Regions from separate parts of the Homo sapiens genome. Here region 2 is linked to region 1. The links are chromatin contacts, found by Hi-C or POLR2A ChIA-PET in ENCODE. All regions are on one chromosome and are shown on one strand. The core of a region is the stretch at or near the end of the contact, and the rest is flanking DNA. Distances in the headings are between cores, read along the strand shown. Region 1 overlaps LOC105378102 (a long non-coding RNA gene). Region 2 has its middle 680 kb from the start of QKI.

The links. Hi-C counts contacts between places; a loop is a spot of excess contacts on that map. ChIA-PET counts read pairs that join two places held with the same protein, here RNA polymerase II (POLR2A). Pooled maps may share reads with other maps.
Region 2: a map of natural killer cell shows a loop between it and region 1 (2.3-fold over the local background). The contact joins two enhancer-like sites. A Hi-C loop is called at or near these places in 5 of 168 maps with a recorded cell type or tissue (Right ventricle myocardium inferior, adrenal gland, endothelial cell of umbilical vein and 2 more), 1 of 37 single-sample maps with no recorded cell type and 6 of 50 pooled maps. POLR2A ChIA-PET finds 5 or more read pairs at or near these places in 1 of 52 experiments (H1).

The regions. Positions count from the first base shown.
Region 1 is chr6:163,983,131-163,990,344 of GRCh38, reverse strand. The region is part of intron 4 of LOC105378102 (a long non-coding RNA gene); the gene reads right to left. Among named protein-coding and RNA genes, the nearest start is that of QKI, 570 kb to the right of the region's middle. Within about 2 kb of position 4,349, at least 4 of the 41 ENCODE cell types and tissues checked have a DNase peak (open chromatin) inside an H3K27ac peak, as active enhancers do.
Region 2 is chr6:164,094,944-164,102,157 of GRCh38, reverse strand. No RefSeq gene overlaps it. Among named protein-coding and RNA genes, the nearest start is that of QKI, 680 kb to the right of the region's middle. Within about 2 kb of position 4,142, at least 9 of the 41 ENCODE cell types and tissues checked have a DNase peak (open chromatin) inside an H3K27ac peak, as active enhancers do.

The DNA of each region.
Region 1 (7,214 bases), core at 3,100-5,599:
CACCTCAGCCTCCCAAGTACCTGGGACCACAGGTGCACACCACCACACCCAGGTACTTTTTGTAGATATGAGGTTTTGCCTCATTGCCTAGGCTGGTCTCAAACTCCTGGACTCAAGCGATCTGCCTGCCTCAGCCTCCCAAAGCACTGAATTATAGGCATGAGCTACCACACCCAGCTGAAGAGTGTCTTTTCTGTAGAGTCCTCCTACGTGGGTTACCTGAGGGGAAGATAACATAATTAAAAGGGTCTATTCTCCCATAAGGGAGTTTAGCACCTCAGCCATTTAACTGACTGAAACAGATGAAAGTAGACATTTTCTTGGACACACAATGTTTTTTGTTCTGTAAATTGAAATAACAAGGGCACATCATTTTCCATTAAAGTTTTTTTAGAAAATGTAAATTAGCAATCAAAGACAAAATACAAAAGTAGCACACAAAAGGCATCAAAAACTTTTCAAGAGACTTAACAAATATACGAAAACAAAAACAAGTAGCTGCAAGAGTCACTTCTTCCAGCAGATAACTATATTTTCACAGCAATCTCTTTTCATAGGAAGCTACGAACTTTTGACAGGCTCATTTGCACCAGTCTATGTCCAAGTAAGTCACTTGTCACATCCGAGTGCATGGATTTTGTTCTGGGCCCATGAACCCCGGGCAAGGTTCGCTTTCTTTTTCATTGAAGTTCTTCCCCACTGGATTTTTTCCTTTCCTTGCGAAGTAATTTTATACTGCTGCTGGTGTTGGCAACAATATATTAAAAGTCAAATTTATGTCAACATCCGTATATTGACTATCAGATGTTGCTATTAACACTGACATCAAAATCATTAAGAAATTTCCATCATGTAAATTAATTATCAGAATTGTATTGGCATGAATACATAATGATATTATTCATGCAAATAATTAAAAATATGCCTCCTGAAAACAAATTATAATAATGGAATAAAATGACATTATTGCAGCTTCTTGACAATCCATTAGGCTTGGTTTTAGGCATGTAAGATTTCCAGATTATCATTAAGAAGGGGAACTAAATGAGGACATGTTATCAATGTCGTCGATGCTACGGTGCAGACTCTCTGAGAATAAGACCACTATGGGAAGGGTCGCTGCGAGGCCCAGGCTGCCCTTTTTGGGCCACGCCTTTATTCTACATGATCTCCACAATTATTGTTGAAAAGAAGACAGGTTATTTTCTTGTTGCCAATTTCAAGTCTCAAAGGACCTCTCACATAAAAAGGTTGCGGTGACTAAAACACTGGTGTTATTAGAGAACACAGCAGAAAAAATATAATTAACCTGAGTTCTCACAGGTTGTATCTTGCCATCCCACAAAAATGTAATTACTACCCATCAGTGAGTACAGAAGAGAGTTTGATTACGGAGCTCACGGATGTCTGCAAACTTTCTCAGTAAGAGCTAGACACGGCAACGACAGAATTTAGCTTCCTTTGGGGTAGAAAACACCTAACGCTGTTCAATGAACATGGCTAACAACTTGCACAGCAGAGCACTTACTTCAGTTGCAGCTCGCATTAATGAATCATATTTAAAACAGGCTAAATGAGCATAAAGCAATGAAATCAACAGCAAATAGAGTAAGGGGAGCCTATGTGTACCTCTCTCTCTTTCAGCCACATTCTTTTGAATCTGTCTACAGTGGAACTATAGAATCCCATTCAAATCCACTTGTAATAAAATTGGGGTTCTAATTCAGAGAAAACAAGCAAAAATTCATAAACATGAGTTGCAGCTAAACCATACAAAAATAGAAGATAGACCCATTGAAAATATATAGTGTTCTCTGTATCATCAGAATAAGCTGCTGTGGTTGACAGAGAAAAAGGAAGTTGTATCAGTTCCCTAGAAAGTTGCTTTTTTTTTTTTTTTTTTTTTTTTAGGCGGAGTCTCGCTCTGTCACCCAGGCTGGAGTGCAGTGGCGCAATCTCGGCTCACTGCAAGCTCTGCCTCCCAGGTTCATGCCATTCTCCTGCCTCAGCCTCCCGAGTAGCTGGGACTACAGGCGCCTGCCACCACGCCCGGCTAATTTTTTGTATTTTTAGTAGAGACGGGGTTTCACCGTGTTAGCCAGGATGGTCTGGATCTCCTGACCTCGTGATCCGCCCGCCTCCTCCTCCCAAAGTGCTGGGATTACAGGTGTGAGCCACGGCGCCCGGCCGAAAGTTGCTTTTCTAGAAAACAGAGAAATAATGCTCGATGGAGTTTGCTTAATCAAGCATCAGTGTTTCTGTCAGTGCTTGGAAATCCATGTCCTGCTGTTGTTCATCTGTCAGCAGAAAGATCAAACCTGCACCCTTAACTTCACACTGCACTAATAAGATGATGCATTAAGCATCTCATAGGTAATACCTGGTGTGTTGCAAGTATTGTTTTTGTAAAGCCCTCATTTGTGCATAACTCACACAAAGTATTCCAATTTAAAAATATCATGCTTGGTCTGGCACAGTGGCTCACACCTGTAATCCCAGTACTTGGGAGGTTAAGGCAGGAGGATGGCTTGAGCCCAGGAGTTTGAAACCAGCCTTGGCAACATGGAAAAATCCAGTCTCTACAAAAAATACAAAAATTAGCTGGGTGTGGTGGCGTGCGCCTGTAGTCCCAGCTGCTCAGGAGGCTAAGGTGGGAGGACTGATTGAGCCTCAGAGATGGAGGCTGCAGGGAGCCAAGATAGCACCATTGCACTCACTCCAGCCTGGGTGACAGAGCAAGACCCCATCTTAAAAAATTAAATGAATAAAAATAAATAAATAAGAATAAAAATAAATAAAAATGAAAATAGCATGCTTTACAAAACCAAAATTTATTTAAATTAATGCCTTTCATACTTTGTTCTTCAGAAGGACCATATATGAACCGCAACTGGGATTTGTCATGCAAATCAAACAGGAATCAACAAAAGACTCAGAGTTTTTCATTAGGAAGGGAAGACACAGACCAAGCCTGTTGGTGATGATATGGAAATGTTGGTAAGGCTTTCAAGACGGGCAGTCTCTTAAAGTTAAAAATATTATTTACCAAATGCTTAATAAAGAAACAAAAAGTACATCTTGTTTACAAATGGAAAAATCTATTCTAACAACACAGTCATAAGAGTTACAGGAATAAAACTCTGGAAACCTTGGAAAAATCAGAGCAGTAATGATGATGATTAACTCTAGGAATTAGAATGTCTTCCCCAAGAAGTTACTTTCAACCAAAAATTATTATGCATTAAAGTTTCCCTGAAAAAAATATTTTCTCTGAAATATAAAGTTTTCTCTTACTTCTGACAGTACTAACTGTACTCTGTGTTTTAAGAAAATCAGTTTTAATAGAATCTATAAACATGTATATGTATATATGCATTTGTCTTCCCATTTAACAGGTATTATTTTTAAGTTTGAGCAAAAAAAAGTAAATGCCTTATTACTATTTTATGATTCTGCATAACCCTAAATCCCAGTAACAGTCACCAGCCCTTTGTAACATTCCAGTTTGCAAGGCTGAGGACTAGATTCTCATGGTAATGGAAAGGTAACTTTTCCTCCTTCTGCTCCCAACATCATCTACTCTCTATCTACAGACTCAGAAAGACAATGCTGGTGATGATTGTAAGTAATGAACAGGTTTTGTCCAATTCACTCCTAAGAAGATGGAAGTCAGGGTCCAATGTGTAACACGCTTGTTTCATGTGAGGCATGACCATGGTGAGCACCACACAAGAGAATGGACAAATAGGCTGACAGAACAGGGCAAACAGGGACAGGGTAGATTCCTCCCTACGTACGTCACACATCAGGAGTCCAGGAGAGCGAATCATCCAAGGTCAGGGCCCCACTCTAACGCTGGTCATAAGGCAGAGATAAGGGGACACCTGGCCCTGACCCAGATCAGCTGAAAGGTCCACACAAGACTAGCAAGAGCAGGAGCAAGCCTAGGCCCCAGGTAGTGGGCCAGGCAGGAAGACAGCAGGGAGCTGGCCCCATCAACTTGGGGGCAGCCAGGCCTACTCTGTAGGGCTCAGGGCCCTCACGGGGTGGAAGAGACCCTGGACAGGCATCCAACTCAGGCCAAAAGGAGCAGGCAGTATCTTGGCCATCCAGAGAGACAGAAAATAAATGCAGACCAGAGGAGAGTCTTGGGTTTCTAAAGCTTCCGCAGCAGGTCAAGGCCAAATCCATCCACTGTAAAATCTGCTGGGCAACAGAGGCCTGGAGTGCTAGTGACCTGCTCGCCTCTAATTAGCTGGGGCGGAGGGGCATCGAAGTCTGCAAACAGCAGGTTGTTCCTGCCCACACTGAGAATGGAGCGAGAGCAGGCGCAAGAGCTGATAAGTTTGGGTTTGTGTGACTCACTGTACAGGTCAGCCAATTAATCCTTGGTCATCTGCCTGAAAACTGGATGGCGTCCACCTATGGGCAGTGGTTCTGTTAATTGGCACGTTGTCTCAGTGATGCTCCCCCAGGGCGCAGCGCCCCGAGAAAGTAGAACATGCACTTATCCATACCAGCCAGCCATTTCCTCTCCATAAACATATGACTCCTTTTAAAAATACTCGAGTCAATATTTACAGTGATTCCTGATTGAATGCAGTCTCAGAGAGGCTTCTTTCAAACAGACAGAAACTGAATCTTACTCTCTCCTGACTTTCTCCCTCCTCCAAGAAGACAGTTAACCCTGGATGGAACAAACGCAGATACTTCTTAACGACACCAGAGCCCTTGGATAAAAATACATTTTTGATAAATTACAATTTGATGATCGCCACCCAAGTTCCCACCGGAGTTAATAAATATTACATTTACTCTTATTTGCTTTTAGACTCTTTCCTGTGTCTGCGCTTCAAAAAATAAATTAGTAATATATTCACATAGCCCCCACTTTAAAAAAAAAAACAATTACAGGTAAAGGCCACTTCCCTCTTTCACTACCCAAGTCCCAGTCCTTTGTATTGTCCAGAGAAAAGCAGTATATGCCCCCCTTTTCTTTTTTTTTCTTTTTTTTTTTTTTGAGACAGTTTGGCTCTTGTGGATGAGTGTGGGTGAGTGTGGGTGTGTGGGGGGGGTGAGTGTGGGTGTGTTTGTGTGAGGATGTGTGGGTGCGTGCATGCATGTGGTACATGTGGGTGTGTGTGCAGGCACAGCTGTGCATGTGTTGGAGGGGTGTGAAGGGGTAGAGGGGCCACCAGGTCAGTTTTCTGGGAAAACTGGACTGGAACTCCAAGGTACAGTAAACTCTAGAGTACTTACTACTGCCTCTACAAACTACCCAGACCCTGACAGGAACCTAATAAAAATTAATTCAATGGTGAAAATAATGTTTCAGTTGAGGTATTACACCGTGGAACCATTTGATGGCTGCATGTAACCTTATATTTTGTCAGTACCCACCCAAATACCTCCCAAAAATCTCTAGGCCAAAAGGATAAAGTCCAAGTTCCTAAGCCAGCTCCATGAGGTCTTACTCATCCAACTCAACTACCACCTGCCTAACCTCCTCTCCCATCACTCCCCAAACGGGGCCCCTCTGTCTAGCCAGGCTGGTCTGATTGTCCCAGACACTCTCAGTGCCAACTCGTTGCTGATGCTGTTCACAGCTCCCCACAGGAAATGCCTTCTGACCACCACTGTGAATTCTACTTCTCTAAAATTCTGCTCAATCTCACCCTCCTCCGTGAACCCCCTTCTCATCTAGAGAGTGGTAACAGCAATGCCTGCTTCACAGATTCAATGGGGATCATCAAGTTCAGATGCACAAGGTACTTTGCACAGTACGTGGCACTTAGTAATCGCTCAGTGCTAACTGCTATTGACATCATTCTGCTTTTATTCTCTAACCATAGTATCTATTATGATTCTCTCACTACTCCATTCCCTACACATTTCTCCACTTCCAAGTCAGTCTCAGAGCATGGACCAGCTTGTAGTCCACTGGGTGCTGCCTGCCACTGTTACTGAGCTGTTTGACACCTACGTGTTGCACCTTGGAGAAGTCAGCGTTCTCCTGAAGACCGGATCCTACTCTGTGCCTCTCACTTCCTGACACAGCGCCAGTCAGAGCAGGTGCTCAAAGGACACTTATTAATTTTAGAGAATGAGTGAAGAAAACAAGACTGAATAAATGCTTTTAGGAAACCAGATTTTGCATATTTTATATGAAGAAAACACTAAATGGTAAATAAGACAAATTCCTAATGGTAGAAGGAGATGGCATGTAAATAGCAACATAAGCAGAGAACATTGCAATTTATTCTCGTGCAGCATCTTTTATTCAAAATATTACCAGACATTTGCTGAAAAGAGTCTGTTGTACCAAGGGCAGATGACTCACTGCAATATTTTAGTCACATTTGATGATGGACGTGAGACTCTCCCGAGATGTCTTTTTACCAGGCTGAGACCCAGCAAATGATCAGTAGACAAGAAACCAGTGGTGCGGGAAATTCACAGTAGAAAACAAGCCTCAGAGTTTAACCAGACAACATGATCAATGCGGAACCGAGGAGAGCCTCTTGTAGCTCAATGTCCCAGCGACGTGAAGCACTGATGACCTGGGATTCCAGGAAGCGGGCTCAGCGAGGCTCGTTCAGTCTCCCAGGGCTTGCTGGATGACTGCCTTATTTCTGGGGCACCAGAGGATTGGAATTGATTTAAGTTGTGCTGCTATTGTTCTGCAAGGAACCTGAGGGGCAAATTCATTCTGGATAAATCCCCACACAGGCAGCATCTACACGTCACTAACAAAAGACGTATTTAGTGTGTTCACCTGGGAAACGATTAAAGTTTGAAATATTTGTATTCGTCTTGTAAAAGACTGGTCTCGTTATTCAGTTCTGAATTCCCTACCACTGATTGCAAGAAAGCAGTAATAAGAGATTAGTTTTCTAACCGCCAATGCCCCTCCCCTTTCCCACTTCTCCAGAAATATTATTCAACTAAACTACCATCAGCAGGAAAATAGAGAAGAGAAGGAACCTTCTGGAATATTTTTATTCAGCAGAGTGAGATTTATGCATGAGATGCAAATTACTATGCATTATTTACCCATCCGAGGAGAAACAAATCTTGAATGTAAATGTTTAGAGGGCATATTATTTTTAAATATGAAAGTAGTAAAAATTATTAGAGCATTTGCAACTCCCACTCTGTTAAAGAGACATTTAAATGAGTTTTTAAAAGAACTTTTATCAGAATTACAGAAACTA
Region 2 (7,214 bases), core at 2,893-5,392, 110 kb before region 1:
TAGATTCTGGGGTAAAGGAATGGAAATTCAGGGCAGGTCGCAGCTGCCCAGGAGCCATTGTCCTCTGCAGGAAGGCTGTCATAAACCAGAAAAAAAAAAAAAACAATGCATAGGAAGGGGACAAAGCAGGGCAGCTAGAGACAAAACCTGGTGACTTCCCAGGGAAAGCGTCTTGGGAGATGGCCTTTGACTTGAGGCCCCAGTGATGTGAAGGACCTGGCTGAGGGAAGAACAGATACTGAGACTCCTGGCCAGGATGTGCAGCAAGTGCTGGAGGAACCCAAGGAAACCAAGGTAGTGACCTGGGGTGCAGGAGAGCCTGCATGTGGAGGAGAAGAGCCTGCAGGTGGAGGAGGGGAGCCTGCAGGTGGAGGAGGGGAGCCTGCAGGTGGAGGAGAAGAGCCTGCAGGTGGAGGAGGGGAGCCTGCAGGTGGAGAAGAAGAGCCTGCAGGTGGAGGAGAGGAGCCTGCAGGTGGAGGAGAGGAGCCTGCAGGTGGAGGAGAAGAGCCTGCAGGTGGAGGAGAGGAGCCTGCAGGTGGAGGAGAGGAGCCTGCAGGTGGAGGAGGGGAGCCTGCAGGTGGAGAAGAGGGACCTGCAGGTGGAGGAGGGGAGCCTGCAGGTGGAGGAGGGGAGCCTGCAGGTGGAGGAGGGGAGCCTGCAGGTGGAGGAGGGGAGCCTGCAGGTGGAGGAGGGGGACCTGCAGGTGGAGGAGGGGGGCCTGCAGGTGGAGGAGGGGAGCCTGCAGGTGGAGGAGGGGAGCCTGCATGTGGAGGAGGGGGACCTGCATGTGGAGGAGGGGGGCCTCCAGGTGGAGGAGGGGACCCTGCATGTGGAGGAGGGGGGCCTGCAGGTGGAGGAGGGGGCCTGCAGGTGGAGGAGGGGGGCTGCAGATGGAGGAGGGTGGCCTGCAGGTGGAGGAGGGGGTCCTGCAGGTGGAGGAGGGGGGCTGCAGATGGAGGAGGGGGGCTGCAGATGGAGGAGGGTGGCCTGCAGGTGGAGGAGGGGGGCCTGCAGGTAGAGAAGGGGGGCCTGCAGGTGGAGAAGGGGGGCCTGCAGGTGGAGGAGAGGGACCTGCAGGTGGAGGAGGGGAGCCTACAGGTGGAGGAGAGGAGCCTGCAGGTGGAGGAGAGAGTCCAGTCCGCAGGCCTGGGATGAGCCAAAGTTCAGTTGTAAGTCTGCGGAGGGCTCTGTTTTGTCATATATTTCTGGTTTTAAAAACACAATTGATGCTAAACATACTCGAAGGTATATCGAATGGTACCACAAGTAACCAAGAGGCATTGCCAAGCTCCCACAATCAACCACTCCTGAACCTCCTCTTTCATCCACATCCCACCCAGTCCTCCCCAGCCCACCCAGATTTTAATGCAAACTCCAAATATGGTTTCATTTCACCCATAAATAATTCTGCATGTATCACGCGGGAACATTGAAGAATATTTTAAGAACAACAAATTAACATGATCCAATATTGTGTCAGTGTTTAAAGGTTGATGTGTGTATAATTTTTGCTTCAGTTTGCTTGAATCAGGATCTTAATAAAGTTCATATATTACAACTAGTGGGTATTTGGCATAAGTCTCTTTTGATCCGTAGGTTTCCTTTCATTGGAGGTTTAAAGTAAGGGAATGTCATGATTTGTGACATTTTTTTAAACACCACTGTAGCTGTGTGTGGAGACCAGGGAGCAGGGGGCACGTGGACTGAGCAGGAGCCCGTAGGAGGCCATTGCAGTGGTCCAGGCTGGGGGTGAAGGGGGTCTGGGACCACAGGAGAAGGAAGGAATTGGAATGAATATAGGACTTGTTTGTTGACCATCTCATGTTCTAGTTAAAGCATACTGGGCTTATTTTTCAGGTCTACCAAACTGAGTTAGAGTATGAATGTATACATATGTAAATAATAGACAACAACATAGGAATCAAATCTGTGAAATTAATACACACATAGAAATGTAAGTATATTAGAGATAAAAATATGTACGCAGCATGCTTAGATAGCAATGAAGGAATATAGAAAAAGAGAGTTTCAAAAGTTACAAAAAATTATGCAGTTTGTTCATATGATCCCACACTCCCTGAAATAAGGTTAATCAAGTTTCCCAATTTTGATTTCCTCTCTAAATTGATGACTTCCCTTGAGATTTTCACGAATTATTTTAAAGCCAAGGTGTAGCCTAGTAGAAATTAATTATTTATCCCCAAGAGACAATAGAGCACATGGCATTACAAATAAGTTCTGTTGCTGAAGAAAACTTAAGAGATTAACTGGGAATGAATGAGAGACACAAAATACTGCTTCTCAGCAACGTGCCCCGTGTTCGCCCAGGGGCTCCGGGCACACCGCGCAGACTCCCCAGAGTATCTGGACCAGCACCGCCTGCTGCCCTGCGGCGAGATCTGCCCCAGCGAGTCAAGAGCGAGCCTGTTCTTTTCACTCTAACGGTTTCGCATCTGCTCTGGCCAAAATGTTTTTTCTGCCTTTCTTTCATCTGCACTGTGTTGCCTAGCTTTCCCGCAGAGGCCCCAGTGTCACTCTGAGAACGATCACTCTCTCATTGTGTTTTGTGTTCCTTTTACCCATGGGCAGCTTTCTTTTTACACTCAGTGTCCCTATGAATGGAGCGTTTTGCAGCACCTGGAAGCCTCACTCAGAGAGTCGGCCTCTGCGTTCACACAGTCCAGGGGTGGGGGATGACTGACGCAGATCACCCCGATGAGCCTCAAGTTGGCTTTTTATGTCTGGCTGTTATTCAGAGCTTTAAAAATGGGGAAGGGGAAATGAGAGGGAAAGAGGAAGAACAAAACAAAAATGACAGGAAAATGGCAGAACTTCCATTCGTCATTACCGTTATTTAGCATGAAATGTCAACCAAGTCTGAAGGGCTTTTGGGTGCATGAATAAACAGGCCAGCAAGTAGTTATTTTTATTCTATATGTACATCTTGTGCTCCACACTCAACAGTGACGTCAGCCTTCTTGCTTCACATCAGCTGTCCTTGCTCACGGTGTTCTCAAGGGTGTGAACTCGGCTGAAGATAAGGGTTTGTGACTGCCGTTCCTGTCATGCTGAGCTCGCTTACAGCATGTCCCCTGGCTCAGCAGCTCCACATAGGACCGATGCAGCTCGCAGCTACATTTTCAAGTGTGTTGATGCACATTCCCTTGGGTGTGGACTTTGGATTAGTGTCATTGTCACAGGCGCTAGACAAACACAACATCCATCCTCGTGCTAAGCTGTTTGTCTTGTTTTGCACTCCTTTGAGGAGTTTCCAGGCTCTGTCTACACAGTGCCAAATATCTAGATCAGAGTTGAAAAATGTAATTTAAAACCCCAGTGTTTGTGTTGCATGGAAAAAGCCCAGAGTTTTTTATATTTGGATAAATTAGAGAGAGAGAAAACCTTTGCCCTCAATTCTATCAGAATGGTATACTTGAAGTTGCTGAAAATATGCTGAGTTGAATCAAACGGTTATTGATACGATCCATTGCACTCCCCAGTATAATGTGTAGATCAATAACTCAACACAGATTCTGTTCTTCATGGTCTTCTCTATAGTGTTGCTTCAAATAGCATGACCTTTTATATTCTCAGGATAAATTTTCTATAAACTTAAAGCATCACCATTTCCTATAGACAAAGTAGGGTAATTAATAATTATTATTCTGAATGATAAGCATTTTGCTGATGTGCCAGCCACCGAGCTGAGCTTTTAAGGAGTTCGTTCACTTAATCCCTTCAATGAGCATATGGTATCTCCGTTAAATATATGAGGCATCTGAGACTCAGAAAGTTCAAATAACTTGTCCAAAGTCACTCAGCTGAATTATCAAAGCATGACTCACACACAGCCTATATTCTTACATCATACTGCCTTCTGGAAAAGTTGGACTCACTTTAGTCCAAGTAGTCCTGGTTCTATTTTATGATCATTAAAGCTGTGTGCGTTTGCAACCCCCAGTCCCACCTCCCCGTGTGTGGTGTGTGTGAGTATGTGATGGATAATTATTGTTTGGTTAGGCTCATTTCCTTTTGTTTAATTTCCAACTGCTATGCGTAATAGCATTTCCTTATTCTAGAGGGAAGCAGAAACTCGGAAAGAACGCGAGGACAGCTCATTTGCAGTGCTTCCTGTTGAGGGAGCAGGAAGTGTGCAGGAGTTGTGAGGAAGTCTGCCAGAAAGAGATTCCTAGAGTTGAAAGTGGGGAACCATCAGGCCCAGCGTGGGGTCCAAAGCTGAGCTTAGAAGCCCATAGGAAATAGATGCCTAAACTTCCAAGTTTCCCTTCCTACAATTCTATCAACAGAGACTCTGCAAATATGTGACAGGCTGAATTCTAGAAGAACCTGTGCTTATAAAAGCCTCAGAGCCTAACCATACCATGCAACAGCACAAGGCCAGCCCAGAGGCCTGCAGGTACAGAGAAACCAGCAGAAGGGGGCAAGAGTGAGTCAAAGGAACTCACCACGGTTTCTAGACTCCCGGAGTGTCGCCCATGGAGACTTTTCTCTTTACAGTAAAGTAATTGAGAACAAGGGACCAGATGTCAGTTTGATTAGAGAAAGAGAGGTAGGGCAGAATGATATAGGACATTATCCAAGTAAAGTAGAAAATAAAAGTTTATGCAGGATATGAAACAGCAAGAGATCTATAAAGGAAGCTAAAATCCAACTTGCAGGAATTTGTGTTAGTGAGTGAACAGTAAGTGTCAGTTATTTGAAGATCATCCTCGTGAATGCCTGCCTAATGAATACAGGGCTGGAAGACATTCCCTCAGGGCCTCCTTGACTAGAACGTAACTGGAGGTTTCCATACTGACCAGCACGGACCAACTCAGAGTAGAGCAGACCAGGACCCACCATGCTAGAGCGTTCATCAGTGACCCCTTTCTCCTATGCATCTGCCCTGCTTTGCTTGTGTTCATTTGCATATCCACACACACAACAAATATTCATTGACCACCAGCTCTGTGCCAGGCACTGAGGTTGATGAGGATGTGTTGGTGGATAAAACACATGGCTTCTGGAGCTGACCATCCTGCAGAAGGATTTCAGCCCACTTTCTAAAATCTAAAACAAGAAAACAAAACAGCAGCAACAGGCCGGGCGCGGTGGCTCATGCCTGTAATCCCAGCACTTTGGGAGGCTGAGGCGGGCGGATTAGGAGGTCAGGAGATCGAGACCATCCTGGCTAACATGGTGAAACCCCGACTCTGCTAAAAATACAAAAAATTAGCCGGGCGTGGTGGTGGGCGCCTGCAGTCCCAGCTACTCGGGAAGCTGAGGCAGGAGAATGGCATGAACCCAAGAGGCAGAGCTTGCAGTGAGCCACGATCATACCACTGCACTCTAGCCTGGGTGACAGAGCGAGACTCCGTCTCAAGAAAAAAAAAAAAAAAGGAGAAAGTTGGAGAATGCTATGTGAGCCTGAAGACAGTCATCTGCAAGCCAGAGAGAGGGGCCTGGAGCCAGTCCTTCTTCACAACCCTGCTGACACCTTGATTTCTTCAGTTCTAGCCTCCATGACTGTGAAAAAAAAAAACAAAAAAACAAAAAAAAAAAACGCAACAACAGAAACTCCAGCCTCCCTGGATTCCAAAATCCCCTCTAATTAATATGATATTGCTTGGCTACTGATATGGTTTGGCTGTTTCCCCACACAAATCTCGTCTTGAATTGTAGTTCCTGTAATTCCCATATATCGTGGGAGGGACCAGGCGGAGACAATTAAAATATGGGGGCAGTTTCCCCATCCTGTTCTCATGATAGTGAGTCAGATCTCACAAGAGCTGATGGTTTTATAAGGGGCTTCCCCCTTTGCTGGGCACTCATTCTTCTCTTCCCTGCCACCATGTGAAGAAGGATGTGTTTGCTTCCCCTTCTACCATGATCATAAGTTTCCTGAGGCTTCCTCAGCTGGGCTAAACTGTGAGTCAATTAAACCTCTTTTCTTTATAAATTACCCCGTCTTGGGTATGTCTTTATTAGCAGCGTGAGAACAGACTAATACAGCTACCCTTCTCAAAAGTGTTGCTTTTGAGAAGGAACACTTCTCAAAAGAGTCATTTATGCTTTCTGGGTCCAGTTATTACCGTTTACCAACTTCCTGCCTCTCTGAACCTGACCCTCAGGATCTGCCTTTGTGACAAGATCACCCATGACAGCCAAGGCCTTCAAGTGATCCTTTCCAGGCCTGCACTTATTTGGTCCCTCTAGAACATTTTGCACTGTTGCCCACTCTTTTATTCTTTGGATGCCTTCTTCCCTGGTTTTCCTGAACACCATGATCTCCTGGTTGTCCTCCTACTTTTTTCTCACCTTCATCAACAGGATTTGCTTTCACCATCTATTTATTTCTTTCTGGGGAGGAGGGAGAACATTTTTTTTTTTTGCTTTCCTGGAGGGTTTCATCTGAACCTTTTCTTTTCTTGCTTTTGGAGATGTATACACACTTTTGGCTTTAATTACTCTTTATTTGCTCATGGCTGCTATTTTTCTATGCAGAGCTTCAGCTCAGTATGTCTAAACGCCTACTAGAATTCCCCATTAGAAATACCACCAGCATCTCACACTTGGCAGGCTGAAAACCAAACTCATGATGTCCTCCACTCTGCTGTGTCCATCTCCCTGCATGGCATCATCACCCACCTATTTATCTCCTGGTGAGCCAGAGTCATCCTCAAGCCTTCCCCCTCCTTCACTCCCACATCCAATAAACTATCAAGCACTGTCTTTTCTACTTTTTGAATTATCTCTAAGATCTGCCACCTTTTCCAAGCCTGCAATCAGGAAGTGCATGGTACATAAAAGGCATGGAATTGATGTCTATTGAGTAATCTTATTTGATAAATGGATGAACACATGACTAAGATCAGACCCCAACAGGTCAGGAATTCCAGCTCAATGCACAATGAGGTCACACGGTCCTGCACCCTGAGGCCATGGCCAAGTGATTCAGTTCTGGTCTCCACATGGTCTTGGGCACAGACGAAACCACTTTCAGAACAGATGAGAGCATATTTTCTCATGTGCTGAAACTCTGCTGAGGCTCTGAATTTATCCTAACTTATGGACGATCACAAATTACAAATATTTTGAATCTACATTCATGTAAATTTAAGTCAATCAGAATAACGTATAGTTTTTCTCTATTCTTCATTTCATCCTTTTTCCATTCGATAAACCCACTTTGTAGAGCTTGCCTCCATCAACTG